Regions from separate parts of the Homo sapiens genome. Here regions 2 and 3 are each linked to region 1. Evidence: read pairs that join two places in POLR2A ChIA-PET (ENCODE). Cell type or tissue: GM12878. All regions are shown on one strand. Each heading gives the region's core, and the rest is flanking DNA. Links, peaks and the distances in the headings are about the cores only. Region 1 overlaps ZCCHC7 (zinc finger CCHC-type containing 7). Region 2 overlaps ZCCHC7 (zinc finger CCHC-type containing 7). Region 3 overlaps ZCCHC7 (zinc finger CCHC-type containing 7).

The links. ChIA-PET counts read pairs that join two places held together with the same protein. Peaks named below come from ENCODE experiments on the same cell type or tissue, not always from the same donor. Only the 100,000 strongest peaks of a DNase experiment are listed, where the experiment ranks them.
Region 2: POLR2A ChIA-PET joins it to region 1 with 5 read pairs; 6 of 35 experiments call an interaction of 5 or more read pairs at or near these places.
Region 3: POLR2A ChIA-PET joins it to region 1 with 5 read pairs; 6 of 35 experiments call an interaction of 5 or more read pairs at or near these places.

What each region holds. Positions count from the first base shown.
Region 1 is chr9:37,191,179-37,202,032 of GRCh38, reverse strand. The region is part of intron 2 of ZCCHC7 (zinc finger CCHC-type containing 7); the gene reads right to left. Among named protein-coding and RNA genes, the nearest start is that of ZCCHC7, 76 kb to the right of the region's middle. In GM12878, for the core only: no CTCF peak of the experiment used is centred there; a DNase peak (open chromatin) is centred at 4,692; H3K4me3 peaks cover 477 bases; H3K27ac peaks cover 3,683 bases.
Region 2 is chr9:37,260,528-37,271,381 of GRCh38, reverse strand. All of the region lies in intron 2 of ZCCHC7 (zinc finger CCHC-type containing 7), which reads right to left. Among named protein-coding and RNA genes, the nearest start is that of LINC01627, 130 kb to the left of the region's middle. In GM12878, for the core only: no CTCF peak of the experiment used is centred there; no DNase peak of the experiment used is centred there.
Region 3 is chr9:37,310,143-37,320,996 of GRCh38, reverse strand. The region is part of intron 5 of ZCCHC7 (zinc finger CCHC-type containing 7); the gene reads right to left. Among named protein-coding and RNA genes, the nearest start is that of LINC01627, 79 kb to the left of the region's middle. In GM12878, for the core only: no CTCF peak of the experiment used is centred there; no DNase peak of the experiment used is centred there.

The sequences.
Region 1 (10,854 bases), core at 2,549-7,548:
AAAAATGGGATTCAAGAAACACTTGTGAATAGAAGCTCTATTTCTACTCTCTATTTTCCATAGACATTATACAAGCTCTTAAAACCCACATTGGATTTACATTTAGGATGCGTAAGTTGAGAAAATGGGGTATGGCTGGATAAGTGGTGTCTTCAAAGCCCAGTGCAATGCAGATAATATGAGTTTTGTATAGCTTCTTTGTTTCTATAGCTTTGGGGGAGGTGGTAAAGAGCACTAGATTAACAAAAGTGGTGGCTTAGAAGCCCTACCATTACTCTGCCCTTTTCACATCCTGTGCATGGTAATTTGCTAGTGCCTCTGCAATGGTATCTGCCACATCTTTAAGTGCCCTAGGATGCATGTCATTGGGCCCTGCTATTTAAACATATTCACTTCTTAAAGTAACTCTGGACCACTGGATTCTCCAGTCAGATTTTGCTTCCCATTCAGATTTTCTACACAAAAAGTGATCTTGTGTTTTTGATGAACACAAATAAAATAGCATAGAAAACCTTTAAAATATATTATTACTTTCCTCCTCAATAAAGCTCTAATATTTTTGTTTTCTAATACTTGCAATAAAACAGCTCCTTAGCCGTACAAGCAGGATCTGTTCTTCAGATATGGAAAACCAGAATATTATAATATGCTGACAATAAAGGAAGAAAAGAATGAGAAGGTGGAAGGGCACATATACATATTACTTTTTGTCTCTTTTTCTCTTTGATCCTTTTCTTCTCACTTCAAGTCAAGGAATGGCTAGGAAGCCACTGTAATACAAAAATAATATGGCATTAAAAAGACAATGGATTGAACTGGCCCTTTTCAATCACTAACAAGCTGTAAGACCTGAACAAGTAAATCTCTCTGGATCGTTTTTTAACCTATAAAATAAATAAATTAAACTAGACTCTCACTAATATCTTCTTCATTTAAAAAATTCAATGAATTCAAAACAAAAGTTACAAGAGCATGCAATGATACCCTTGTCTCCCATAGCCCCTGTTACACAGGAGAGTTTCTACCCATTAGTGCTCTCCCTCCACTGTCCTTCCCTCACACTCAAAATTAAAATTCCTATTCACAATCTGATTAAGTCACACAAAGTGTGATGAAGACTTAACATTACAGAACATTTTCATTTTAAAAAAGACCAGTTAAAACACATGCATTTCTAATGAACAGTAGGTATGAGTCACAGGGGAAGGGAAGAAAAGATAAGCATCTTTAAGCAGAGAGCCTTTCAATGGTTCATATTTCTGGTCTACTCCTGTTCCTCAATTACACTTCCAACTCTATTTTCCACAAAGCATAATTTACAGACAGCTATAAACACCCTCAAATTTCTTATTTGACTCTTCACTCTCTTTTTATGAATTGGCTCCCGCTTCTACCCTCACCACCAAGGCTTCTAGGAGGCAGAAAAGCCAGTATTGCAGGACTCAACAGTTGCACATCAGCCATACTTTCCCCATTTTAGGACTTTAATAAACACACATACATAAAATCACTGGAAGAAAAATGGAAAAAGAAAGCACATGGAGTTGGACATGATGGTGATGGAGAACAGCTGGGATTATAGCTTTTTAAGATTTGTTATGGGTAAGGAATATGAGGAAAACAATGAAAAGTCATAAATGAAGGGGAAAACTTGGTGTCAGCTCTAATTAAAGCAACAGGAAACATGGAAATTAAGCACAAAATGAGGCCTGAATACAGCCAAGAGCTTATGTTTTGTTTTCGGGTTTGTTTTTATTTTTTAATGATACACAGTGAAGAGTGAAAAAAGGAGGAGAGTTGAAAGATAATAAAAAAAGGAAGTGAACATGGAGAAGAAAACAGAAAAAGATAACAAAGAGAGAGGAAATTAGAAAAACAAAGTAACAGAGAAAACACAAAGGATTAAGAATAGGAAGAATAAAAGAACGTGTAACCCAATCAAAAGAGAGAATATAAAGCATTTAATAATGGTGGCGCACAAATGGGAAGGCAAAAATGGGAGCAGAGCGCGGTAAGAAAAAGAAACAGTCCTGGCACAGTGGCTCACGCCTGTAATCCCAGCACTTTGGGAGGCCGAGGCAGGTGGATCACCTGAAGTCAGGAGTTTGAGACCAGCCTGGCCAACACCGTGAAACCCCGTCTCTACTAAAAATACAAAAAATTAGCCGGGCGTGGTGGCGGGTGCCTGTAGTCCCAGCTACTGGGAGGCTGAGGCAGGAGAATGGCGTGAACCCAGGAGGTGGAGCTTGCAGTGAGCCGAGATCGCGCCACTGCACTCCAGCCTGGACAACAGAGAGAAAAGGAGAAAGAAAGAAAGAAAGACAGAAAGAAAGACAGACAGAAAGACAGACAGACAGAGAGAAAGACAGACAGACAGACAGACAGAAAAAGAAACAGTAGGGCTGGGCACGGTGGCTCACGCCTGTAATCCCAGCACTTTGGGAGGCCGAGGCAGGTGGATCACCTGAAGTCAGGAGTTCGAGACCAGCCTGGCCAACATAGTGAAACCCTGTGTCTAGTAAAATTACAAAAAATTAACTGGGCGTGGTGGTGTATGCCTATAATCCCAGCTACTCGGGAGGCTGAGGCAGGAGAATCGCTTGAACCCAGGAGGTGGAGGTTGCAGCGAGCTGAGATCGCACCATTGCACTCCAGCCTGGGCAACAAGAGTGAAGCTCCGTCTCAAGAAAAAAAAAAAAAAAAAAGAAGAAAGAAAAGAAAAAAGAAAAAGAAACAGTAGAAACCAAGAATGACAGAACAGCAAAGACAAGAATTAGAGAAATCAGAGCCAGCTAGGCTACAAACTAGCAGCTTGTGTCTTTTTCTTTTGCTGTTTGTTCTTTTAAACAGGAAAACAAAGTGGCAGGAGAGCATGATGAAAAATAGTATCATCTGGGGCATGTTTTCATTGGCCATTTAAATTACTATGGGAAACAGAACCCCAAAAAGAGAATACAGGTGGGGAGGAGGGTGTGGCAAATGTGTCAAAAATAGGAAGCAATAGAAAAGGAGCTCAGTGGGTAGAAGGCTAAAAGATACAGGTGGTAAGCAGTCTGTTTCAGACTACTTTAGCACACATTAGGCAAAAGAATTTCAAAGAGCAAGGAAAATATGACAAACACACCAAGGGTCAATCATCAATTAATTCAATGCAAAAAAGGTATTGAACACGAGTCTTTGATGCCTCTTCCTTCACTCTACCACCTATCCTATCTAACCAAACCCAGGTTTTACTCAGTTCTTTCTTACTAATCTTTCAAATTTATCTCCTCCTCTACCTCTTCCCTAAGATACTGTACTAGAGACTGCAGAATATACACAAGTTTGAGGGAGCAAGCTCTATCATTAGGACCTCCCACTTGAACAGAGGAGGCAAAGACAACATAAGTATGCCAACTGAATTCTTTCTCTTTTGGCACCTAACACTTTCCACTTTGTATTATCTTAATTCCTCATAGACTCTAGATCTTTAAAAATGAGGAAGACTAAAATAGACAGACGGGTGAGCACTCCAGGGCAAAAGTGACCACAAAGTAGGCTCAGAGGAAGGGATAACAGCAAGTTGTTCTGTGACAAAGAGAAGATGTGATCGGCTGGACAAATGAAGACAGAGACCACTAGGCTGATACACTGAGTTTGATATGAAATGTTAATTACCATTAAAACTTTTTTATTGAGGCATGATCAAATCTGTAGTTTACAAAGATTACTCTGGTTGTAACATTCTGGGAGAAAATAAAATTATTCAGTCTGAGAAAGACTCCATAGAACAAGTGATATTTTAGCTGGGTCTATTCATCTCACAGGATGAATAGAAGCTTTTTTGAGGAAGGGCTCTGCAGAATGATGAAATAAAATGAAAAAAGATATGAAAACATAACAGGGCACCACAGATTCTAGGACAAGTAAGAGGGCCAGAGTGGTTGGAAAACAGGTTATTTAGAGAAAGAGGTATCAGATTTGAAAGACAGGCTTAGGCTTTGTTATGAGGAACACTACAGTTTCCCATTTAATTACAAATTTTGTCATTTTATAAGATGGGAAATTCCCCTTTTTCCTTATAGACAGTCATAACATCAAGTGATGGGTGATTCAACAATTATTCATGATGACAGTGCCAACATCCCTGCTCATATATTAAATGAGACACTACCTGAAGTAGATAAAGTATCCACAATTTCACTTCAGAATATTTGGCTGCTATGCCAAAGAGACAACCACTTATAGTTGTCACTGGCCCAGATCTCACAGATCAGATTTCGGAAACTTTTTTTTTTTAACAAAACATCAAATCCAGAATAGTGCAATTGCTGTTTTGACTTTCGAAACAGAGAGGACTCCTGCATAGGAAATAAAAGCCAGGACATTCATTTACAGGATGGATTGTTTTACATTCTTACATTAGATCAAATAACTGAATTATTCTGGGTACTGCACACTTAATGACAAATCTACATCTCTGAAATCATAACACTGAGACTGGCATTTTCGTTTCCAAAATAAAAAACAGTTCACTGTGCCTTTCCTTCCAGACTGCACCCCATCACTCATCATCACAAGCTAGCATCAAGTGCTTTAAATAACAACATTTTCAATAAATGTGAACTCGGTTCTTTTTATACTTTGTTATAACTTCCTGTGTCTTTGACATATTCAAGAAGTGAAACTCATGCATAGCATGTTTATATTATTCCCTCCTTAGCAAAAGCTCACAGACAATGTCAGGTCTGGAGAGATAAGAGCTGCTTCCAGGACATGAATTCTCATGAGGATTAGGCAACCACCATCTGGGGCTCCAGAGTTTATCTGTAGCAGCTGCCTTCAAAGTATCACACTAGAGGCTGGGGGTGGGGGGAAGTCTAATTTTAAAGTGTTTAACAAGTTCCTCTACCTTGGCTTTGATTATCATTCTGGATTGTTTTTTCCACCTTATAAAAATAAAACATAGTGACCTTTTCTTCATAACACACAAATAACTTAAAACAGCACTATGTATTCAAATGATGAACTCAACACATACTCAAATGTTTAATACGTTACAATATATAACAGAATTTTTAATAATAATTTTAATAATGACTAAAATACTACCCAGTACCTAATGTTGTCATTAATACAAGAGCTTTATCCTTCACACAAAAAAGTGTATCCCCCAATTTTTTTAATTTCTACTGAGAAGGCTACAGATTAAAACAATATCCTAGATATTTTGGGAGGGTTTTTTAAATGTCCTCAAACGACATTAAAATAATCATAACACAATTTTATTAAACAGAAAGCTTTTTAATCAAATATTTATATAAAAACAGGAAATTCAAAAATGAACACAGGGCAAAAAGTTAATTTTAAATGCTCAGCTTTAAATAATAATCTGCTAAATCTGATTACTACATTAAGTTTTATAGTGCTAAAAATGGTCACTATGTAACAAAGCTAGATAGCAAAGAAAAACAAAATAGAAAAATCAAACAAAATAATCTCTATAAAGAATAGGTTCTACTATAATAAGTCCCAAAATCGCTGCACCACTAAAAATAATGCCTTTTTCTTTGCATCAGGTCTCCTTCCATTTAAAATATTCTTCTTTACCTGCCATAAAAATCATGTTATATTTGTTCATTTGAACAACCTGTGACAAAGGACGTACTATTAAAATTAACTAGACAAAATTATTGTTAGTTCCATCAGAGATCTGGCAAAGTGGCTGCATCTACAGATAAAGTTTCACTATAATAAACAGCTTTTTAAAGAACAGTTCACTCTCTTTCATTGTTCATCCAAAATACATAGCAAGCCTATTGTTGTACTGGACAGAGTGACCCAGAGAAACAAAAGGCAGAGGTTTGAGTGTGTCAAAATCATAAAACTGGCACATTATTTGATTCCTGGGATTTTCTTTCCATGCCCAAATATTTATATATATTTATATATCTGGGCCTGACACAAACATTCTAGTCTTATTTTTTGAAGTACCCTCATAATTCCTTCACCAAAATCAAATGCAGAAAATTCAAACTCTACACATCTAAAACTAAAGTGGACTGGGCCCTTCCTTTCAACTTCCCTATTGCTATCAGTAGTTGAATTATTTTAAAAAATCACACAAACTTACAATCTCTCTTCTCTCCATTAACATTTTTATCAAGTCATTAAATCGTGGTGACTCTAATTTCAAAATTATTTTGGCAATATTTTATTTACTTGCAGTAGTACCATTACCAACCTAGTATAAGTTACTCCTCAGAATTTGGACTAAATTATGAGCTTTGTAGGTAGTGTCTCTTCCAGCTAATTCGCATTAAATCACTACTACATTAAGTCTTCACTACATTAAATATGCCTCCCAAAACAATTTGCTCAAACTGTTCTCCCTATCTATTCTTCTGGTTTACAATGCCTTTCCCTTCCTCGACATATTTAAGTTCCCCCTTTACCAGATTCTCCAGGATTCACAAGCAATTGTTTCCTTTTCCATGCCACATTTCATATTCACCCCAGGATAGTCATCTTCCCACTCATTAAACTGCTACATTAGACGCAAAACACATTGGTTTGCATGACCACATCACAAACATTGCTAATGAGCAGCATTTTTCATATATCTAAAGGAGATGAGAAGAAAATAAACAAAAAAAACTTTATTTTGTAGTTTCTTCTGCAACGTCCCTAGTGGCTAAATAACAGTTATTTGCTGAATTAAACTTATCAACAATATGATTTAGGCATTTAGGTGTGCAAAGGGATGCACTTATAAGGGATCTGCTGTTACAAAAAATATGAGAATCTGGCTGGACGCGGTGGCTTACGTCTGTAATCCCAGCACTTTGGGAGGCTGAGGTGGGCGGATCTCCTGAGGTCAGGAGTTCAAGACCAGCCTTGCTAACATGGTAAAACCCCGTCTTCACTGAAAATACAAAAATTAGCCAGGTGTGGTGGTGCACGCCTGTAATCCTAGCTACTAGGGAGGCTGAGGCATGAGAATAGCTTGAACCCGGGTGGTGGAGGTTGCAGTGAGCCGAGATCACACCACTGCACTCTAGCCTGGGCAATAGAGTGAGACCCCATCTCAAAAAAAAAAAAAAAAAGAAAAAAGAGAATCCAAGAAATCTGAGTTCTTGTTCTGCTATACCCACCTGAGAGTAAGCAGTGACAATGATCTCAACAACATACAAAGACATCCTTTGGATAGAGAATTTGTATATATAATAACTGTTTGTAATATCAGCTATTCTTTGACAACAGGATTTTTCTCTTAAATTCCTTCTATTTGTTAGAGATTCAATTTGTCACCCAAGCTGTGGATTTATAGGATTTACATCCTTAAAACGAATTCCAGCATAATTTCACACAGAAGCCTTCCTGAAGTTAACCAGGACAACACCCAAATAAATCTTCCCTTTAAAAAGAATAAATGCTCCATGAAAATCATCAATACATCACTTAAGCTTAAGGCACAATATCTGTGCAACACCAAGCTCTATCCCAATCCTCCCAGTGCCACTAGAGTCTGTCTTAACCCCACACACTCTCTATTATCTGTTCAGACATGTTTTCCCAGTACCATTACTCCAAATAATTCCATTCCCTATACTAAATACACTGCTTCATCCTGCTTGATTCTCTACCTATATTATCTAACAGTCTTGCTCTTGAGTTGCAAGGCCGTTGCTACTTAACTCTACATTGACCTACCACTTACGATATGTAAGTAAGCTCTAAAGTCTCTTATAGGACCTCTGTATCATCTCTTAAATCACCAGGAATCAAGTACTCCAATTTGAGTTTTAACCATTATCTAATTTTCTATTAAAAATGCTAACTCAAAAAGAGAAATATTCTTTAATATATTAAAGGCCACTATCCTAGCATAGCAAGTACCCAATTTTTTAGAGTTTGTCTTCAATATATCCACATTTGTATGAAAACTTCACCCTAACTACAAAATTGGTCAGAGTGCTTAATTGTGTGGGATAGGCAAGTTAAGTGCCAGAGAGGAGTTCAAAGAACATCAGCAATGTCTGAGTTTGAGTGTGAACCTGAAAATCATAATGAAAACGCTGTAAGAGGGAAAGGGATGAGGCATTCAAATAATAATTTTAAAGATGAGGATATCAGGTTACAAGGGTCACACAGGACAAGCTTCATGGAGGAGATGAGACTTCAGGTGACTGATGGATTTGCACTGATTAGGAAAGAGGGAGAAAGAAATTCCTGAAGGCGGACAAATTTTTCCTTGGTAGATATGTGCCCAGCTTTTGTAGTAAGAGCAGGGCAGGATTACCACCTCATTCCTTGCTGAGGATAGAAACTGCATATAAACTGCATTAATTGGTAGCTCATATAAAATTGTACATGAAACAGCAGAAAATCCAACAACATAAACAGGCTATTATTAACACAATTTTTTTTTTTTAAAAGGCTACTAGATTTTTCTCCAGGCTGTAGAACCTGCCAGACTGTAGTACAGTGGCAGGCAACTTACATCCCTTGGAAAAGTTACTTTTGTGTGATCATCTAAACTAACAATTTTAAAGAATGTTTTATACAAAATATGGGATAATTATTGGTCTGAGACAGAAATAAGACTTTCTGAACATCTTTCTTTGGCCTGCTAGATGTCAAAATGCAGTAAAATTTCCTATTGTAGGAGAATTTTAGTTAATAAAAGTAATTTTATTCCAATGTCTGATTTACACAGTACAAAAGTGTACTAATAACCGTCAGAAATTTTTAAAGCTACAATACCCTTCTGAAGCCACCCTAATAATTGCTTATTAAAACACTTTCTGTTAAAATGTTAAAGTTATTGATTTTTTTTAAATTTCAGCAATACAAAGATGTAGCTTTCAATTCATGTTCAAACATAAAATAACTGAATTGAAAAACAATTTCACTTTCATTGAAATCAAGTCAATGGCTCATTATTCAAAAGCATATGTTCATCAATACAAATAAACTTTCATTTCTATTTGAGGTTAAAATCCTAAAATAGCCCCAAAGTTGCACCACAATTCAGCTGCTATGGAAAGCTAAGTAGTGCTTCCCATGACTAAATGGATTAATTCTTTAGCCCAAACACAATTACTGTTCTCCACACTGTTCCATTGAACATCTAAATAAGCATCCCAAAGCTTATTTCATTCAAAGAAAAGATCCAGACTAAAGAATAATCCCAATGTATGAAGTTTACATTTTGTGTAAAGTTTTTTTAAAAAGGGAAAAATCTATAAGTGGTAATCAGGAAAAGACATGAGTCATTGTAGACAGGTGTTGGGGATGACATCTATCGACTAATAGATATCTTTGTTGAAGGACTGCCGTACAGATTCCAGTAGATGTCTTTTTCTCAAACCAATTTTTCTGACTTAGTTATTGAATCTAGACTTTTCCATAGGTGACACACACATTAACAGCAAAAAGAATAACTCTTCAAGAAATAGCCAATTACATGGAAAGATATTTCTTCTGGTCCTTTTCTTGCTTTAAAATTTTTCAACTTCAACCATGTATGAAAAGTGCTGTCTTACAATCATGTTTACTGAACATTTTATTCTTCCATATATTTCTACATTTCAAAAATCTCCTGTAATACACACCTGATCTAAAGAAGAAAATATGGAGAGGTCAGGGAATAGGAATGAGGGCAATGAGCTATACTGAAATAATTCAATATGGCTCAAAGGGTAAAATGAAAGAAAAATAATAGTTACTAATTTCAGATCAGGATTCTCTGACAATAACAAGTTATCTGATTATGAGATGGGCTGCCTTATTAACACTTGCTGTTACTGAGATGTTTACAAAGAAACTAGGTAACCATGTCCACTATGTTGGAGAAAAAATTCCTATATGAGAGAAACTGGACTACATAACCCTATAGACTTTCTTCTGACTCTTAATACTGGTCATTCAATTTCCACTCCTTTTTAACTAAAGTTCTGAAATGGTAGCTCTTTTTCCACCTGTTTAATGCCCCTTGGGAGACCACTACTGTCAAATTATCATTGCAACATTAGTTGCTAGAAAGAGAATTTTTAGCTCTTTATAACACTTTTGCATTTAACTAAAGGATTATTTGCTGTTAGGCGGTTTTCTACAGCTCTGCCCCCAAAGGACTTTCACAAACAATGCAAATGCATTTTCACAAGATGGAGCAATTTAGCTTTGGTCTTTTAATGAAGGCTGAATTAATGGCAAGGCTTCCTTGCATTGTTGTAAACTAGACTGCTACAAAGAGCAGGTGAAATGGTTTTCTTCCTTTGGGCAGAAATGAAAATAAACTGTAAAATTCCTACCCAGTTTTGATTCATGTTTGCGTTCATTAACAGAGGGTTAAACAGCCTGAACCTTACCTTTAGCAACTGCAGGTATAATCGGATTAATTTAAATGGTTATTAATGCCCTTTGGAATTCTAATTAGCCAGGGGGACAGCTGATGCAGACAGCCTTCGGGGGTGGGGATTAGTCTCTCAATCAGAGTTCAAACTCTCAGAGCAGCACCCCTACATAAATCCTATCCACCATTTTAGTGGGGTGGGAGTAGGGGACATGGAGAGTAGGGGTGAAGAATCTAAAATAAAGAAATACAGTGTAAAAAACAAAAAGTACAAAAAGGTAAGAAATATAAAAGAGAAAGGAGAAAAAATATGACAAAAAATGTTCAATATACTTTCAAAACAATATACTGGTGATTAAAAAGAAGAGAAACCTAATGCACTTCAAATAAGTACAACAAACAAAAAGAAACTTCCTAGAAAATGGTTATTAGATCTTTGGCCTAGAATCTTATGACAAATTAGAAAAGACATAAAACTAAGGTAAAATTACTTTTTCCATAGGCAAAAATTTAATTAT
Region 2 (10,854 bases), core at 3,385-8,384, 69 kb before region 1:
CATATTTCTTCCCTTCAGTCCACCTCCCTCTTTTCCATGCAATTATTTGTTAAAGAAATGAAGTGATATCCTGTAGAGTTTAACACATTCTGGATTTTGCTGATTGTATTTTCATGAGATAGTCTTTATATTTCCTATAAACTTGTAGTTGGATCTAGAAGCCTGATTATATGTAGATTAGATCATTTTTTAAATTTTGGAAAGAATACTTCTAGGTAAGCACTGTGTTCTCTGAAGTGGCACAATGTCAGGTGTCTCTTTTTGTCAAATAAGCAGCCATCGATAATTCTTTAAATCCATTATTTCATTAGGAGTTGCAAAATGTGGTGTTCAAACTATTCCTTTTTCATTTGTTGGCACCAATACTTCTCTCTAAAGGAAAACCTCCCCCTCATTCGGGTAACCAAACATTCTTTTTTTAGGTACCCTGAGGTAGAGTTCATATAATTGACACTATATATCAAGGGTTTCTTTTAAGAATTTGAGTTATACAGAAAGAGTCATCTCTGTTTCTTCAGAATGAACAGAAATGAAAGTAATGGCTCCTCCTCTTCTACTACTATTTTTTTTTTTTATTATTGCTGGAAACTACTTTCAATGATGGCCTCTTTAAAGAGGAGATTGTGGGAAAAGAAAAATTCTTATTTTGAAACATTAAAATTCCCTAGGAGGTCTTTTTCTTTTCTTTTTTTTTTTTTTGAGACAAAGTTTCGCTCTTGTTGCCCAGGCTGGAGTGCAGTGACGCGATCTTGGCTCACTGCAACCTCCACCTCCCAGGTTCAAGCGATTCTCCTGCCTCAGCCTCCCAAGTAGTTGGGATTACAGAAATGTGCCCAGCTAATTTTGTATTTTTAGTAGAGACAGGGTTTCACCATGTTGGCCAGGCTGGTTTTGAACCCCGGACTTCAGGTGATCCACCTGCCTCAGCCTCCCAAAGTGCTGTGATTACAGGCATGAGCCACCGCGCCCAGCCTCCTAGGAGGTCTTTTCAATGCTAAGACTTTATGTGTATGTAGTGTATCTGAGTCTTTTCACACGAAAATGCCAAGAACTTGACTCTGATAATATGTAGACATTCAGTATTGGGATATCTCAAGGCCCAATCCTAAGCTTGCTTTTCTATACCAGCACTGCCCAACAGAAATGTAATGCAAGCCACTAATGTGAGATTGGTAATTTTAAATTTTCTAGTAGTCACGTTAAACAAGTAAAATTAATTTTAATAATATATTTTATGTAGCACAATATAGCTAAAATATTTTAACATGTAATCAATGTAAAATATTATTAATAACATGCTTTACAGCCTTTTTTCAGTCTTTAGACTATAACACATCTCAATTCAGACCAGATACACACATAGCTAATGGCTACCAAATAAAACAACAAAGCCCTCTATTTTCCTCAGATAACTGAAACCCTAAGTTAGCCTGCCTATCTATGCTTGTGATTCACAGATATAAAACTCTTGACCTGACCACTCAAATTCAACTGGCCTAGGTGCCTCAAATGCACTTCCTAAAACTGGTCCCTTCTGAGTATTTCCTTAGCATACGCAGGGCACAATCAGAAATCTAGGAGTTGTTTTTCTCTTCCTCATCTCCCATAAATAGTTCCATACCAAGTTCTGTTGATTTTACTTTAAAAAATTATAATTCAGTTATAATCTTTCTTCACTGTCACCTCACTAACCTAAGATAACAACATTATCATATCATGCCTAGAACTTCTTTTGTTTTTTTTTTTTTTTTTTTTTTTTTTTTGAGACAGAGTCTCACTCTGTTGCTCAGGTTGGAATGCAGTGGTACAATCATGGCTTACTGCAGTCTCGATCTCCCCAGTTCAAGCGATCCTCCTGCCTCAGCCTCCCTGGTAGCTGGGACTATAGGCACGCACTGCAACACTCAGTTAATTTTTAAAATTTTTAGTAGAGATGAGATCTCACTACGTTGCCCAGGCTAAACTCCTGGGCTCAAGTGATCCTCCTGCCTCAGCCTCCCAGTAGCCTCTTAACTGGTATTTCTGCAGGTACTACAGGCCCTCTCACCATTCTCTTTTCTGAAGCATAGCTATCTTTTAACAATGGAAATCTGCTCCTATAACCCCTGCTTCATATACTTCATTAGCAACTGCTCTAAAAATAACGTTCAAAACCTTAACATGGCCTACAATGCCTGAAATTTCTGATCTTTACTTACTCTTCCAGCCTCATCTTGCCCTACATGCTCTCTCTCACACTCTTTCAAGCCACAATGGCCTACCTTCAGGACAGCAAGCAAATAATTCATCCCTTCTAGTAGATAGGGTGCACATGTTATTTCCTTGGATCAAAACACTCTTTGCCTCACCATTTCGACTAGTTAATTCTTTTGGATTTCAGCTTAAACGTCACCATAAAAGCCTTCCTTGGCCTCCATACTACGTTAGAATATTATACACTCTCATACTACTGTTTTATCTTTCCCTTATAGCAGTCTGGGTCACTTCTTATCCCTAACATAGCATACAGTAGTATTCAATACATTTGTTGAAAGACCACATGAATAGAGTAGTGAAGGTGATGGCACCCTATTCAGAATTAAATGCCAGAATTGACAACAATAAAGTTTCACAGCTGAGAACAGCATTAGCCCCTCGGAAAGAGTAGAAATTTTGCGGCCGGGCGCGGTGGCTCACGCCTGTAATCCCAGCACTTTGGGAGGCCGAGGTGGGCGGATCACAAGTTCAGGAGATCGAGACCATCCTGGCTAACACGGTGAAACCCCGTCTCTACTAAAAATACAAAAAATTAGCTGGGCATGGTGGCGGGCGCCTGTAGTCCCAGCTACTTGGGAGGCTGAGGCAGGAGAATGGTGTGAACTTGGGATGTGGAGCTTGAAGTGAGCCCAGATCGCGCCACTGCACTCCAGCCTGGGCAACAGAGCGAGACTCTGTCTCAAAAAAAAAAATAGAAATTTTGCTTATTTTTTTTTTTTTCTGTGAGGACAGGGCTCAAGAGTACATTCATGACTTTTGAAGTTTACTACTTTGTTTCTTTGCAAATAAACACCTGATAGGTCTGGAACTTCTGCAAACCTTATTGGCCAGGTAGAGAAATCTGGTAGTGAGTAAAATCTAATTATCTTATAATAGTAGTTGGTTTTGAGAGCACATTAGAGATACCAAGAGCTTTCACAAAAAATTCACACAGAATTTGTTTTGTATTAGGCTCTGTGTTAAGCACTGTGGGGAACAAAAAATCTGAAACACAGTCCCTGCTCTGAGGAACTTCCAATCAAGTTAGTGATGGTACTTGAATGGCATTATAAGAAATGCTAATAGGGCTTAGAGAAAGAGAATCTTGGGTTGATGTGATCACAGAGGAAATCTTCAACTTCAAGAAAATGCAGGCTGGGCCCAATGGCTCACACCTGTAATCTCAGGTCAAGGTGAGAGGATCCCTCGAGCCCAGGAGTTCAAGACCAGGCTGGGCAACATGGTGCGACCCTGTCTCTATAAAAAATGAAAAAATTAGGCCGGGCGCGGTGGCTCACGCCTGTAATCTCAGCACTCTGGGAGGCCGAGGCGGGTGGATCACAAGGTCAGGAGATCGAGACCATCCTGGCTAACACGGTGAAACCCCATCTCTACTAAAAATACAAAAAATTAGCCAGGCGTGGTGGCAGGCACCTGTAGTCCCAGCTACTCGGGAGGCTGAGGCAGGAGACTGGCGTGAAGCTGGGAGGCGGAGCTTGCAGTGAGCCGAGATCATGCCACGGCACTCCAGCCTGGGTGACAGAGCGAGACTCTGTCTCAAAAAAAAAAAAAAAAAAAAAGAAAAAATTAGCCGTGCATGGTAGTCCCAGCTACCCAGGAGGCTGAGGTGGGAGGATCACTTGAGCTTGGGAGGTCGAGGTCGAGGCTGAAGTGAGCTGTGATCATGCCACTTCATTCCAGGCTAAGAGACAGAGCAAGGCCCTGTTCTTCTCCCCTGTCTCCCCCCCACCACCAAATGGGAGACAGAGATGCAATTTCATTAATAGAAATCATAAATATAAAAAGAGAAGAACACTTTCAGCAAGAGGGAATGCTAAATACAAGCGACAGAGAATTCTGTTCTAGGGCTGAGTATACTGTTTTGGCTAGTAAACTAAGAAGATTCATCTCACCTTAATCCTTAGTTCTGTCTCTAAGGATCAAAACAGGTCATCAGAATAGAGAATCAAAGACTTTTTATATTATACTAATTATCTTAGCCAAGAAATGATGAGGATTAATAAACTTTGCAACCCATCTTCCAAAGCCTTTGAAACTGGGCCTGAATGGATAAATTAATTGTACAGGCATATCCCACAGACTGTATTCCGGATAGTATACCTCTCTCTCTCTCAATATAACATTTTTTTGACCATTTATACAGAAAAACTTAAATTTATTTCCCAAAAATTCAGTATGCATGGGAAAAGTCTCAAGTTATCTTCCAAATAACACTGGTATAACATATACATCACTGTTAGACTTTGTTTTTTGAGACAGAGTCTTGCTCCATTGCCCAGGCTGGAGTGCAGTGATGCAATCATTGCTCACTACAGCCTTGATCATCCCGGCTCAAGCTATCCTCCAACCTTAGCCCCCCAAGTAGCTAAGATTACAGGTGTGTACCACTATACCTGGTTAATTTTTCTGTTTTTTGTAGAGATGGAGTCTTGCTATATTGCCTAGGCTGGTCTCAAACTCCTGGGCTCAGGTGATCCTCCCACCTCAGCCTCCCAAAGTACTGGGATTACAAGCATGAGCCACCATGCCAAGCTGGTAGACATTTTTAAAACTGAGTCTAGTGCCAACATGCTTAGCATCATAAAGAGACAATTAAAAATTAATAACAGGAGTGTAAAGCTCTATTTTTATATATTTTTAAAGCTGTATTTTAAAATGTTTTACCCTAAAGCATTAACTACTTTCCCTGATGATTTATCAAATCCTGTCAAGAACTTTATAGCTCTTTACACATCCCTAAATTTAAAAAAACAAATAAATTTACAGTTGTACTATGAGCTCCTCTGAGTTTCATAGTTTTGTCTGTAATAGTTCATTCTTCCTTTGCCCATTTTGGCCATACCATCATTTCTTGATACCTAAGTGGCATGGTGTGCAGAATCTTCTTTAATATGGTAACTAAACTTTACATATTAAGCATTTGCATTTGGGAAGGTCATTCTGTTTTTTTGGATGAACTATATAAATGAAGTAGGTTAAATCATTTTAGTTTAAAAAAGGAATTAAAGTGTTGTTTTTACCATATTGATACAGTAAATACAGTTCCTACTCTTTTCTTTCTATGTCTGACCTTAAAGAAGAAGTAGAAGTGGCATTATGCTAAGATCTTGAGGAAGAAGTAGGAATTCAACATGCAGGGATTTGGGGAGGGGATGAAGGAAGAGAAGATGGGTATCACAAAGACAGAGACTGATTTGAGGATGAGAAAAGAGGTAGTGAAGTATCAAAGCCTGAACCATCCAGTTTGGCTCATGTGAAGGAGTGCTATGGCATACAGCCTGAAAAAAACAGACTAGGGCCAACACTGAGGGGTGTCAATTCTAGGCTAAACACACTATCCTCAATTTTAAAGGCAATAGGATACCTTTGAAAAAGGAAAATGGTCGCTGGAAAACAGAAAGCCATGATGAGACCTCTATTTTAGGAAGATCAGTCCAACAGCAATATGGAAGAAATTTAGAGAAGCAACGAGATGACAGATTATGTTTTGGTAAGAGATAAGGGTTTCAACTACAGTGGTAGCATGAGGACAGAAAAAGATGCAAATACTACTTAAGTAGAACAAACAGTATTTGGCCACTTTCAGAGAAACATAAACAAGACTTGGATAATATAATTTCAATCAAAACAAGCTAAAATCAGAAACTATTAAATAAAAACATGGCTAGAAACAAGTTGGTTGAACTGGATTGGGGATGGGAGGAATGACGAACTTTCTTTCGTGATCTCTGACAGTGTCTCCAATTCGCTGATCCTAGGAAGTAAGAAAGAATCCCTTTACTAGGAATCCTAGGATCCTAGGAAGTAAAGAATACCTTTCATCCTGTAAGGTATTTAAACTGGAACGTGATTTAAACTGGAACGTCTACTTACTTTTATTTAAACTGAAAGCATGAAAAAGGAGAAGGCAAATGTAAAAGGATTCATTCCCATAATGTAAAAAATGAATCATGTGCTTCTTGATCCTGTCTGCTGAAAGATTCCTTTCTCAAAGAGTATTACCTAGGGAAGAGATTCATAATTGCTAAATGGATAGATGTAGTTCTTAACCAGGAGGAAGAACATCTGTTTTCTCTCCTGATGGGATACAGGTTTCCTAGGCTACAAAATTTATCATCTACCCTACACTGCCACACACATACATAAATTCAGAAATACAGACTGAAATGCAAGAACACATAGATAAAAGCTTGTTTTTTCACAAGCTAACTCCTAAACATTAGAAGGGCCTGCTCTTACACTTCAAACATATAGCTTTTAACAACTCATTTTACAGGAAATTTTTACTTCTCTGATGAGAGTTCAGGTTTAACTGCTATGGAGAGGACTAGAGAAAACAGCATACAGAAGGTTGCCTAAGCAATATAAAGTGAGGCATATAAAAAGATCTGGTTACTGCTTGTAATTTATGGTGCTAGCTCTGTACTTAGGAGGAAATATATCCAAAACCAATTATGTATCAAGAAAACTCGTAAAATAAAATAATATATTAAATGCCTACTTTTCTAGTCCTCTGCAATCTGAAGTTAAGTTAGGAAGCCACAATTTAATGAGGCAACAAATATTTAACTATTTAAATTCTGCTGTGGTGTGTTCACAATACACAATAAAAAAGGCAGTGGGATACATAAAAGTTACACAATTCTCTGCCCTCCACAAAAAAAAAGACTATTTAAAATATCTTCATCAGTACACAGGTTTGATACATTAATGTAATTGGTTGATTATGAGAAGAAAAATCAAGTATTCCATTAAGTCTGGTTTAACAGACACTGTAATACCTTTTTCCGTTTTGGGAATGTCATATATTTTTAAAAAATTAAACGCATTTTATTTTATAAGTACTATTTACATTTGTATGCCATTTATTGGCTTACAAAATGCATTTTAATATTCTTATTAATGTTTAATTTTCACAAGCATCCATTGTAGGAATATTACCTCCACATTATAAAGGAGAAGTGGGCAAGTCTGTCACACAACTAGTAAATGACAGCAAGGATTCAAAATCAGGTCTTGAAAGGTTTAAACAATCTCAACACCAAAGACAAGCAAAGAGATAGTATTAGTTTAAGATCTTAGAAATGTAATGCATATATCAAATTAAAGACTCTTGGGCACTCGTTTATCCATGATCACCAAGTTCAGGAAAGGTCTTGGCTGGAGGAAGAAGTGGCACACGCCCTGACCTTGTTGTAAATAACTTCTTTCTACAATTTGGATGTGATTTTCATGTTTTCTACGTTTAGAAGTTACTCTTAATAATTTGCTTCATAAGTAATTTTAAAGTATTGATTAGGGTTTTAAAATCTATCAAAACTGAATTGATTGGCTGGGTTTTCTGTCTTAACTTGAAAAAGGAAAAGAAATTCTAGCTAACTCAAGAAGAAATTTCCATGTATCCAAAACTTTGCACCCCTTCTGCAAACGTATGTGTGTAGTGTACAATGAAATTTGCCACGTGAAAAATAATTACATAAAATTGTCTAAAAGGTAAAATGACTAATAAATGAAAAGGCCTGATGTCTTCTAGTCTTTTGTTCTTAACTGTAGGATTTTAAAGAGGATATGCAATATTAGTATGCTTCCTTAGTAAATAATGAGTTATACTGAGTTACTACAATATATATGAACTTTAGAAACAACATGTCATAAAAAGTTTTCTAGGAATCTTAATAGAAATAGCAACTAGTAGCAAGGTACAAATATAAATGGGAAATACGATAAAAACCACAGGTTTTTTTTTCATTCCTTCCATTTTAAAAATACAAAATATAAGGGTATATAGAAAATGTAAGAGTATATACAAAATATAAGGTATATAATAGGAAAAGGCTGGGATAAACTGCTACTTTCAACAAGAAAGTAAGATTCTAAAATTCTGGTATTAAAGTTTTGTTAAGCACCATAACTGATGCGAATCCCATAGGTCCCCAAGTCTAGAGTCTAAAATAAGGATGGGCTTATAAGAAATAGGAATTGAAGAATAGAGAATTAAAAAAATAAAAACATAAGCACTGGTTTTAAGAAGAATCACCAGTAAACTCATGTACAACATGAATTATTAACAGTAGAGAAAATCTGATGCTCATTTTTAAGAAAATATGTAACAAAAAATCTTCTATGAAAAGAACATCTTGGGTAATCCACTTATTTAAGACAGTTCTGAAAATCTCTTTTTCCCAAAGTGGATAGACAAACTAAGAAACATCTTCTAAGTAAATCTCAAGAATTTAGTAAACAAGGGTGGCACAAAATTTGTCCATTAAGACTGAAGTAATGGGGCAAAAATCTCAGGTGGATAGAATGCCTACAAGAACGTGGGAGAAAAAAGATGACCCATCTTTTCTGTCAACAATGTCTTTTAAGACATGAAAAGTAAGGAGCTACAGCAGAGCTTTATACTACAGTGTCACAAAATAATGTTAAGATCAAAGATGATTAAAACATCCATTTATTTGGCAAAATGTATGATTTTCCCTGGTATCCACCGGGAGTTCTGGAAGGCATAGATGACCAGGAGAGGGCAGCTCACCACTGCAGCTGTGAGTAAACTGTGAAGACGCGAATCCCTTTCTTTGCAAACAAGGGGACACTATACTTGTATATTTCCCATAGTCAACTAATAAAGAAGATACTGCCATTAAGAAATCAAAACCACACATGAAGTATAATAGTATAAGTTATTGCAACAAGTAACTAGTAAGAAAAATTATTGATAAGTAAATTAGAGTTCATAAAACAAGATGATGCTAAAGTTCCTGCCCCCTCAGATAAACTGAATATATAGCTAGCAACTATAGTCATTATGACTATGTTTACTATCTTTTTATACTTCAGTGTACTTTCTGTAAATAACTACTTTCTTAGAGTTTATCTAAAAAAATCTCTTTACCAAAAAAAAAAAAATCACCTTTTTCTACCAACCAAGTTCAAAATTCGGCACACTTTCTCTTGGATCATGTGTAACTCTGAAATATGTTCTACTTATGATCTGTATGTTGCTAGCAAAAACATACAGATTGCTATTGTCAACCACAATCCAATGGAGCTGCTTTGTTATCATCAAAAGTATAAAAATGGGAACTTTTCTACAATGAGGAGACTCTAGACTGACATAATTTCTTCCTTATAGGCTGAAATCTTTCACGCAATGAGTGTGCGGATAAAACAATTTAAGCACCCAGAATCATAGTTCTCATTTACTAAGACCTCTGGTTCCTATTAACACAAGACTCAGAAGACAAATTACTAGATTACAAATCTCAAAATTTATTTTCATCAGTATATTACTTGCTGCTTAGATGTTTACCTTGACTAAAATTAGGAGAAAAAAACTGAAAAAGAACAAAAGCAATACTGATTACATAAATGGTTAAAAGGTAATTGCTTAATTACGGAATTTCACTTCCTTGTGAGTTTTTCATTTGAAGTTTAAAGTAGTACTTCCAAGCCTTTTTCATGTCACAGTGTTCAAGGAAAGGTGTTTATAGAGCACATTAGGGCAAATGGAGCAGGGCACCTTCAGACAACTGACCCAGAAGCTCCTGCCAGGCCACCCTGAGAACACAAGGAATCAGTATCTTGCTCACCACAACTTATTTTTGCAATAGATGTGGCACATCAGTTAGGAAGTGATAATGTAAATATCTTTGGCCAAGGTTAAGAGGATAAGAGGAGGATCAAACAGTAACTCCAATTCTAGTTCATTGAAGACAGCATTTTACAGCATAGAAATGCTGTGGGAAGCAAAGAAGTGGCTGAGTGCAATCTGGGGTCTGTGTGTTGACTTTGACGTCTTTACCTTTCATATACATTGCTTGTTTCAACTCTTGTCCATTTTACAGAGGACAAAAGACATTTAGTTAGAGAAACTTCCTCTAAAAAAAATCTGTTGACGTCTTAAAGAAGAAAAAAATGACAAATGAGGCTATGAGACATTTTTCTTGATTTTCTTCTTTAAAAATGTCTCTCACATAGGTACAAGATTACAAGATTAAGGGGGACATATATGGTATCAACAACCACCAAAACTCTGGTTATCGGCATTGATAAACAGTAGGCCATCCATATCAAGCAGCCAGTGGTGAGAGCTAAATAATAATCTATGATCCCTTTCCTTCAACCAAAAAACAAACGAACAAACAAAAAAAGATCAGAAATAATAAAAATCCAAGTGGTAATTAAAAGAAAGATATAGAATAAAACACAGCAAACTAAATCAACAAGAGTATTTTGATAGAGCAGTTTGTCTGAACTCCATTTCAAAAGCCTTCCTCTTAGAACCCCAGTCAGATTCAATAGCTACAGTCCTGGCTGCCAGGGAGTTCAGCTTCCATAAGGCTCCTAGAGGAGTATCAAGTCTTACTAAGAAGGTAGCATGTTTTAAAACAAACTCACTGAATACCTGCATGAAAACTACCATGTCTCTGCCCCTAACAACTATATAGGTCCCATTAAGGTCAAATAGTTCATCTTAGGGAAGTCCTGAACAGAGCAATTTAAAGGCAGTTTAGTAGTCTTAGTACTTCGGCAATATAAATGGGCAGAGTAAGCTTACCAGGTATGTAACTTGTGCAGTCACACATGGGCTTGCTC
Region 3 (10,854 bases), core at 3,648-8,647, 120 kb before region 1:
AAAAAAAAAGAAAAAAGAAAAAACCCAATTATATAAACTCCATCATAAATAACAAATACTTAATAGAGCAAATTGTTTAAAACCACCAAATCCAATCCTAATTCACCTTAGTTAACTACATTAAACTCCTTCTATGTACAATCATGCCCTGTCATCCAGTTCTAAATCTCATGGAATGCTCTTGGGGAAATTATCTTTTCCTCTTCTCCCAAGATGTTGATAGCATCCAGCTTATGTCAGATACACAAATAATCATCCTTAGGTCTGATGTTGTAGTAAGACAATACCTTTTTTTATAATTCCAAGAGAGGCAAAATACTTACAACTTAAATACACATAAATCTAACTATGTAGAGAACATGTATAGTTAAAACTACAAAAATCTGATAATGGAGGCTAAAGGAGTTCTAGATAAACAGAGACATACCATATTCATGGATTGGAAGACTCAATACAGTGGAGTCAACTCTCCCTACAGTAGTCTATAGACTGGAACACAACTGTAATCAAAATCCTATCAGAAATTATTGTAAGTACAGACAAGGTGATTCTAGAATTTACATGAAGGGGGAAAGGAATTAGAACAGCAAAAGTTATTTTGTAAAAAATAACCGAAGTTGGCCAGGTGCGGTGGCTCATGCCTCTAATTCCAGCACTTTGGGAGGCCAAGGTTGGCGGATCACCTGAGGTTAGGAGTTCGAGACCAGCCTGGCCAACATGGTGAAACCCTGTCTCTACTAAAAATATAAAAATAAGCTGAGTGTGGTGGTAGGCGCCTGTAATCCCAGCTACTCAGGAGGCTGAGACAGGAGAATTGCTTGAACCCAGGAGACGGAGGTTGCAGTGAGCCAACACAGTGCCACTGCACTCTAGCCTGGGCAACAGAGTGAGACTTGGTCTCAAAAACAAAACAAAAGCAAAAGTTTAAGAAATCTCACTATGTATTTTAAGACTTACTATAAAACTATAGTAATCAAGACCATATGGCATTGGCAACAAGACATATACATACATCAGTGCAACAAAATAGAGCACAGGAATCAATCCATGTAAATATGGCCAATTGACCTTTGACAAAGATGCAAAATCAATTCAGTTGAGAATGGAAAGTCTTTTCGACAAATGGTGTTAGAACAATTGGTCAACCATATGTAAAGAAAACAAAATGAACCTTGATCTAAACCTCACATTATACAAAGTTTAACTCAAAATAGATAACAGATCTAAATATAAAAGTAGAAACATCTGAAAGAATACACAGGAGAAAATCTTCTGGCTGGCCATGGTGGCTCATGCCTGTAATACCAGCACTTGAGGCCAAGGTAGGCAGATCGCTTGAGTCCAGGAGTTCAAGACCAGCCTGGGCAACAAAATGAAACCTCATTTCTACAAAAAACAAAAGTCAGACGAGCATGGTGCCACGTGCCTGTCGTCCCAACAACTCAGGAGGCTGAGGTGGTAGGATCACTTGAGCCTGGGAGGTGGAGGTTGCAGTGAGCCGAGATTGCACCACTACACTCCAGCCTGGGGGACAGAGTAAGACCCTGTCTCAAAAAACAAAAACAAAAAACTGTGTGATCTGGGGTTGGGTAAAGAGTTCAAATTTATAAGTTGGACTTCATTAAATTTAAAAACTTCTGCTCTGCCTGAGAACCGTCAAGAAAATAAGAAGACAAACTATGGACTAGAAAAAAATATTTTGAAATCACATACCCAACTGAAGACTTATATCCAAAATACAGACAGAACTATCAACAGCCAATAAGAAGAAAATTAACACTCATTAAAAATTAGGAAGGGATGTTAATATTTCACCAAAGAAATAAGGATGATAAGTGCGTGCATGAAAGGATATTCAACATTATTAGCCATTAGAAAATGCAAACTAAAACTACAATAAGATAGACAGTATACATCTATTAGAATGACTAATATAGAACTCGCAAATAAAGATCAATAGAAATAAAAAGCAAAAAATGATAAAACATCTATAATTCCTGACATAACAAGAGCAAATATTTTGGAATATTTTACTCTTTTTTTTTTTTTTTTTTGAGACAGAGTCTCACTCTGTTGCCCAGGCTGGAGTGCAGTGATGCGATCTTGGCTCACTGCAACCTCCACCTCCTGGGTTCAAGTGATTCTCTGACTTGTGATTCTCCCACTTCAGATTCTCCTGCCTCAGCCTCCCAAGTAGGAGGGATTATAGGTGTGCGCTGCCACGCCTGGCTAATTTTTGTATTTTTAGGAGAGACAGGGTTTCAACATGTTGGCCAGGCTGGTCTTGAACTTCTGACCTTAAGTGATCTGCCCGCCTCGGCCTCCCAAAGTGCTGGGATTACAGGTGTGAGCCACCACACAGGGCCCACTCAAACTTTTTTCTATGCAAATCTACATATATAGAAACACACACATATATATAGAAGTCTAATTATACTTCACATACTGTTTTGTAATCTGTGTGTTTTACTTAATGTACTAGCAACTTATTTATATTTCAATATCATTTATATATATAAAATATATATATTTTTTGAGATGGAGTTTCGTTCTTCTTGTCCAGGCTAGAGTGCAATGGTGCAATCGCGGCTCACTGCAACCTCTGCCTCCCAGTTTCAAGCGATTCTCCTGCCTCAGCCTCCCAAGTAGTTGGGATTACAGAGCCCACCACCATGCCCAGCTAATTTTTGTATTTTTAGTACAGATGGGGTTTCACCATGTTGTCCAGGCTGATCTCGAACTCTTGACCTCAGGTGATCCACTGCGCCCGGCCTTTTATATCATTTTCGAAACGGCTGAATAAATCCCATTATATGACTATATTGTAAGGCAAGTCATCCTCATCGTCAAATATTTGGGTTGCATCTAGTATTCATTATTATTAACAACTTTGATATAAACATTCTTATAGCTATATCTTTGCAACTATACATCACTGAATTCCAGAAAGCCCATCCAAATGTACTTTAATAGTACAGCTTCCCTAACATTGGGTATTATTATTTTCCTTTCTTTATATTGATTTGTAAGAGCTTTTTATATATTACAGATAATTGTGCCATCATACATATTACAAAAATCTTTCCCAAACCATGGTCTGCCAATTACTTTTGTTAAAGGTCTCTTTGGATAAACAGGCTTTTTTGGGGGGGGTCGGGGGGAGTGGGGGAGGCAGTTAAATCTATAAGAGTGTTTAATCTACTATGAAAATGTTTATTGTTATAATTGATGTATTTGGTCTGATTTTTCTCATTCTTTATGCTTTTTGTTTTTTATACTTTCTTGCTCCCATTTTCTCCCATAATGTTATACTACGTGAGTTTCCTTTGTCTTACTTTTCTTCTGATTATTGAAACAAATAACCTTTTATTTTACTGAAATTACCTATAAACCACATTACTATAATTTAAAAAATAAAATTTGCTCTATTTATATTTTTCTGTCTTTTTTTGAGATGAACTCTCACCATGTTGCCTGGGCTGGTCTTGAACTCCTGACCTCAAGCAATTCTGCTGCCTCAGCCTCCTGAGTAGCTGCAACTACAGGCAGGTGCCACTGCACCCAGGAAATACTTATATTAAGTTAAAAAACAGATTATCAAGAAGTATTCAGACACATATTCCAGGCTTTCTTGCTTTCACTGTTCATTGTTGCTAATTTTTTTCTCTGACTTTTCCCTTAAATTCACAAATGAGCAACAGATTGTATCATCTTTTTTCCTCAGAATCTTCTAGGCTTTAGAGATTTCTCCATTACTTTTCAGCATTTAGTACTATACAGGAGAAGTCTGATGTGAATCTGATTTGTGTGTTTTTCTCTCTGGATATTAGTATAATTTTTGTTTGACATTCAGAAATTTCACTATGGGTCTTTTTCTCACTCAAATTGAGTGTGAACTATTTTGTCCATAATTTTCTTCATCATTTTGCTCAGCAGTGCTTTTCGTCTGTCTTCTCTATTCACATTATCTGTGAAGAAAGAGTTAGGATTTTCCCAAGTTTCCTATTTTCTACAAACAATTCATTTCATTTGGAGACATCTCTGATTATTATTATTTTTTTTGATCTACCAATTCTTTATATATGCCTGCAATTTTTTTTCTATTGGTATATTAAAAAAAAAAAAAAAGAGGCTTATGTGAAATCCCACCAGTACTGGCAGCTCAGGTGGTATTTGCCAAGCACTGCATAGGTCTCTGATCAACTCATTTATGGAAAACTTGAGAGACCATCAAGTTTTGGTTTGTTAAGAACAGGGAAAGAGTTACAATTACAGAGACCTGTGAAGAGCTGTTTTAAATCACTGGACATTGTTATCTATACCATTAAAAGACCCTTCCATTGTGCCAAATTCTTATAAGAATAAGGTTCTTGGCTGGACACATTGGCTCATGCCTGTAATCCCAGCACTTTGGGACGCTGAGACGGGCAGATCACTCGAGGTTAGGAGTTCGAGACCAGCCTGGACAACATGGCGAAACCCCATCTGTACTAAAAATAGAAAAAGCAGCTGGGCAGGGTAGTGCGTGCCTGTAGTCCCAGGTACTATGAAGAGTTGTTTTAAATCACTGGATATTGTTATTTATACCATTAAAAGACCCTTTCATTGTGCCAGATTCTTATAAGAATAAGATTCTTGGCTAGACACATTGGCTCATGCCTGTAATCCCAGCGCTTTGGGAGGCTGAGGTGGGCAGATCACTTGAGGTTAGGAGTTCGAGACCAGCCTGGACAACATGGCGAAACCCCATCTGTATTAAAAATACAAAAAGCAGCTGGGCATTGTAGTGCGTGCCTGTAGTCCCAGGTACTTGGGAGGCTGAGGCAGGAGAATCACTTGAACCCAGGAGGTGGAAGTTGCAGTGAGCCAAGATTGCGCCACTGCACTCCAGCGCCACTGCACTCCAGTCTGGCAACAGAGTGAGACTCTGTCTCAAAAACAAAAAACAAACAAACAAAAAGGAACCCTTTTTTTTTTTTTGAGACTGAGGAAGACGTGGCTCAATTTTTAAATTATTTCATCCAGTGTTATTCTAAACTTTTACTTTTTTAAGTCCATTATATTTTAGACAGGAACCAGTTCATCACCCTTGCTACCCACTACTACCTTCCCTGGTTTAGGGATGCTTATATAGAACTTTTACCTTTCCTTTGCATTTACCTATAGGTAAAAGTTCTATATAAGCATCCCTAAACCAGGGATGACAGGGTGAGAGAGAAAGGTTTAATATTGAGACCCTGTAGCTTACTTTAGAATTTTTTCCTGCTACATTAGAACTGGTTCCTGTCTAAAATATAATGGGCTTAAAAAAGTAAAAGTTTAGATAACACTGATGAAATAATTTAAAAATTGAGCCATGTCTTCCTTTATATCTGAAACTACCTCACCGTAATGATTAGTGTTCTTAGGATGTATATTTTTCTGGTAATATCCATGATTACAGAGAGAATTATTTTTATGTTCTATAACTAAAAGGCTGATTAGCTCATAATATTTATTATTATATAATTTGCTTGAGTGTCTTGAACTTCTCAAAGTAGTTTAGTATTGCTTATGATTTTTTTTATCAAGTCAACAATTAGTAGAATGCCTTACAACAAACGAAGATCACGCTTACTATTAAACTGAAATCCTGCATAATTATCTTACTCTCTTTTTAAAACAAATGAAACAATACAATAAAAATACAAATAAAGGCAAGCTAATTGTGTTTCTCAGCCCTCTTTTCTAACCCAATCCCAGTCTGATGAGGAAAAGCAATGTTAAGAGCCTGGTATGTATACTTTATCCCATTTATCATTGTTTATATATGTATATATATACACACACAAGCATATACATGTAGATTATGCAGAGCTCATTTTCTTTTTTTTTTTTTAACTGAAATATAATCATTCTACAGGCATTTGTAAGTTTTCAAGACGAACTGTGTGTACCTTTTAGATGGCATGCCTAATTATTTTAACTAGTAGACAACTGAAGAAAACAGCTGTTTTTTCAAGATGAATAACTGCATATTGGGTTCGACCAGATCATACCTAGGATTGATTAGTACAACAAAATCATACACAGAATTGATTAGTATGCTGGCAAACAGATCCCTATAAGTAAGTCTTTGAATAGTTTTAGAGGTTAAAAAGCTTTCCCAGTTGTGTACATTGCTTCACTGCTGTGTAATTTGAGGGAGATTTTCAAAACCCAATCAGAAAGCTGTCTGGAATGTATACTTTTTTTTTTTTTTTTTTTTAAAAGAGATCGGGTCTTGCTATGTTGCCCAGGTTGGACTTGAACTCCTTTGCTCAAGTGATCTTCCTGCTTCATCCTCCCACGTACTAGGACTATAGGCAACTCCCACCACATCCAGGGATCTATAAAGGTCAGCAGCACTGACCTTATTCTGTAAGATTTGGTGAATCTTTTAGCCTTAGAGTTGTTAATGAGGATCTTATTTTCACTCTCAATTCATAACTCAGATAATTATGTCCCAGAATTTGTTCGTATTAGTGGATTTAATAGTAAAATTCAAGTCTACATGATGGACTTTTATACCTGGATTTAGTTTTAAAAAGGGGTGGCATATAATAAGTTTGAAATTTAATAAAATTCTTAGTGGCCTTCTGCTTTATACATCAGAGACCTGTGTCTTCCCAAATGTGATTGGACTGAAGAGTAAGTCAGTCCATTCCTCAGTGCCATAAGATTCTCAGTGAAAAACTAAAGTTTATTTATCCTTTAATGTTGAGAGCTTATAAAGTTTATAAAGGCAGGCTAGAAGTAGACAATATTTCCCTTCCTTTGATGAAAGGTAAGGGTCTGCAGAATGGGAATTATCTCTATCTTCTACACATTTATTCTTACATTTTCTATAAAGACAAGATAAGCTTGCTAGTAAGCTGCTAAGTCCACTCAAAGTGACTAATACTAGACAAGGAGGTATGTACTATACGGAGAGTTGAAAAGATTGGAGGAATTTTCAGGTTACTTAGAAATGACTAGAAAGGAAACCATTTAGTACAATTTAAAATAAGAACTGGTTTCTCCTTCAAACTTTAAATGTGCTAAGTTATACACTGTATTAGTCCATTTTGACATTATTATAAAGAATTACCTGACACTGGGGTAATTTATGAAGAAAAGAGGTTTAACTGACTCAAGTTCCACAGGCTTAACAGGAAGCATGGCTGAGGAGGCCTCAGGACACTTACAATCATGGTGGAGGTTGAAGGGGAAGCAAGCACCTTCACGTTGGCAGGAGAGAAAGAGAGCAAATGAGGGGCAGGGTGCCATACACTTTTAAACCATCAAATCTCATGAGAACTTACTATTGCAAGAACAGCATGGGGGAAATCTGCCCCCATGATCCAATCACCTCCTACCAGGTCCCTCCCTCAACATTGGGAATTACAATTCGACTTGAGATTTGAGTGGGGACATTGAACCAAACTGTACCATATGCCTTCAAGTTTAAAATGTAGAACATAATTATTTACATAAGGTCACATACATTTGCAACCATGAAAATTTCAGATATTCATTTATTAGGTGGCTTGGTAACAGTTCCAATAAATTATTAATTCCTGATTTTGGGATTTACTCCCTGAACAATGAACATGTATGCGATTTTCACTAACATTATCGTGAGTTTTGTGTACATCAAGAAGACAGGAGGAGACCTTCAAGTATAGAAATCAACTTAACTTTCTTGAAGTAGTCTGATCTCTCAGTTAAATAAACATTTGGTAAGCCTATACAACAATTTTGTAAGACAATCAATCAATTGCAGCCTGCCCTCTTGCTCCAATATTACCTATAAATAACATTAAAATGTTGAGAAAAGTGGGTGGAACAAAGTACATATATCTAACCAAAGTCTGATTTTCCTATTTCCAAAGGTAGGTGTAATGCACACTGTCAGCAGAACTACATATTTATCTGAAAGTACATACCAATCTATCACGATAATATAATTCTAGTGTTTTAGTTTTTTCAGAGATGAGTTTTTCTTTTCCCCTTCATTCCTTCCTCACATCGTGATTTTACACATCTAAGTTACTTTGTTGGGGAGGCGGCATTTTAATTTTAATTATTTATTCTTATTTATGCATTCTCATTTTCATTAAGTAGATTTGAATATATCAGTGGTTTCTCTTCAAATAAGTTGAGCAGGGAAATTAGCTTGTTCATGATTATTTGCTATCTGAATCTTAATTTTATCATTTCTTAAAAAAATGTTTTTTGTAGATATAGGGTCTCACTATATTGCATAGGCTGGTCTCTAACTCCTGGCCTCAGGCAGTCCTCCAGATTTGGCCTCCCAAAGGGCTGGGTTGTGGTTACTGGCATGAGCCACTGCGCCCAGCCCTCTATATTATTTCTTAAAACTGCATGTGAATCTATAATCATGTCAAAATAAAAAGACACAGTTACTTGGCTCCCTTCTTAGGTCTACGTCACACTTTCTACATTTTCTAGGTATGCATCATCTGCAAGTCACTAAGTTTAGAGTCTTCTAAGACTCTTTTATTTATCACCACCCTGATGTACTTTCACATTACACTTTACACTGTTCTTAACACACCCACCTTTCCTATTATACTCTGAGTTCCTCAAGGGCAGGGATCATGTTTTATTCATCTTTTTTTCCCCTAGTACTTGGAATACTGTCTGGCATATAAGAGGCAACCAGCAAATTTTTGCTAAATGAACAAATGTAGAAAGTTTATTTGGGTGGTAGAACACTGGAGATGTTTTTGAATAAAGGTAGAACCGCCATTACACAAAATATGTGAATTAAGCAAGTCTTTAAATTCAAATCTTGGCTTAGTTATTCAGCACAATAATATGTTTCAGCCATTCTTATTTCTGGCCAGTCATATCTGAGTAAGACTGTGGAAAGGATAAGGGGAGGAAATCATATGAATACTACTCAGTGCTCCTTGGAGTACACTAAAAATAAAATAAATACCTGTTTCTTAAATAATTACCTTTACAAAAATAATGCTCTAGTAACTCTCCATTCTGGATTTGACAAGTATGAAATGATTTGTACTAGATGCTTTGTATTTCCTGCTGGAAATCTCCAAGTTTAATAAAAATCTAAATAAAAGACATTAGTTTTCAATTTTACATATATATTTATTGAAGAAACATCATTGAGCACTCACGTGTATGTTAAATACTACACAGTTTAAACTGAGTTCTCCTTAAAATAAACTTTTGCACTGTGAAAAATATTGTAGTATATGGCTGATATGGGAGCATTTTTCTAGCATCAAAAAAGTAAAAAGGCCGGGCGCAGTAGCTCACGCCTGTTAACCCCAGCGCTTTGGGAGGCCAAGGCGGGCAGATCACCTGAGGTCAGGAGTTCGACATCAGCCTGGCCAACATAGTGAAACCACACCTCTACTAAAAATACAAAAATTGGCCAGGTGTTGTGGCTCATGCCTGTAATCCCAGCTACTTGGGAGGCTGAGGCAGAATTGCTCGAATCTGGGAGGCAGAGGTTGCAGTGAGCCGAGATCACACCTCTGCACCCTGGGCGGCAGAGTGAGACTCTGTTTCAAAGATAAAAATAAAAATAAATAAATAAAGGAATCAAGTGAAATATGTTCTATGAATTATTTTCTCCCACTGTATTAAAAAATCAGACTTTAACAGTTATTTAGCATGGACTGGGATAACACACTGAGCAGGGAATTTGAGAAAAAAATTGCTGAATAAAGGTAGGAAATTTAGGAGGTTTGGGTTTTGATTATATCTGACACTGACTAACTCAGTCATTATGCTTTAATAAAAAAGGATGGCAATCTGAACAATTAATAAAGATTGCTGAAGCTGCAATGGTCTCTTGTGAGCAGTAAAGCTCTATGGTATCACAGAATTGGCTCTGTATCTGAAAATCAACATTCTATACTGCTTTCTTGATCCCCAGGGGTTTTTTAAAGTGCTGACAACCTAAGGTAAAATTTATTTTTGTTTGGAAAATATTTTTCTTTATGTGTTTTATAATATATTGATTTTTTTTTTTTTTTTTTTTTAAAAAGAGAGAGTCTTACACTGTCACCCAGGCTGGAGTGCAGTGATGTGATCACAGCTCACTGCAGCCTTGATCTCCTGGGCTCAAGCAATCCTCCCATCTCAGCCTCCCGAGTAGCTGGGACTACAGGTGCGTGCCACCCTGCCTGGCTAATTTTTAAATTTTTTTTTTGGTAAAGAGTGGGAGTCTCACTATGTTGCCCCAATGTCATGAGTGTTATATTAAAGTTGCTTATTAGAGCTATAATATCTGCATATTTAAGAAAGAAAGTTGAGAGATCCTCCGAGTAGGAGATAAACTGATGATTCCTTGATTGCCAATATGTAAGCTTTCTCCACATAGTCATAAAGTATAGCATCATTTTAGCTTTTAGACCTTAGACTTATTAACCTTGTAATGTCTCAGTTTTCAGTTTGTAAAATAGGAGTAATAAATAGTACCTACACTTCATATCCTGCTTATGAGGATTAAATCTACTGAACACCTACTATATGCTAAGGGCATAGTGGTGAATGAAGCACTCCTCCAGCACAGTAAACACACAATTATGTATGGCTGTTGTTATCTTGGAAATGTCAGAGATAGCTCACAGAATAGGTTTCTGTGTGCAAGCTAAAGGTATACAGACATTTAAAAATTCTCTGTATATTTAAAAATTGTTGGCAAGTGAGGAGAGAAACTATAGCAGATTCAGAAACAGGATTCTTTCCATAATCCAGGTTCTTGTCTTCTGAAAGGGACTAATGATGCAGGTTGACTTTAGTAGGCCTTGAGCCATCTTTTTATCCTTCACCTCATAAAACTCTGGAATTTCAACC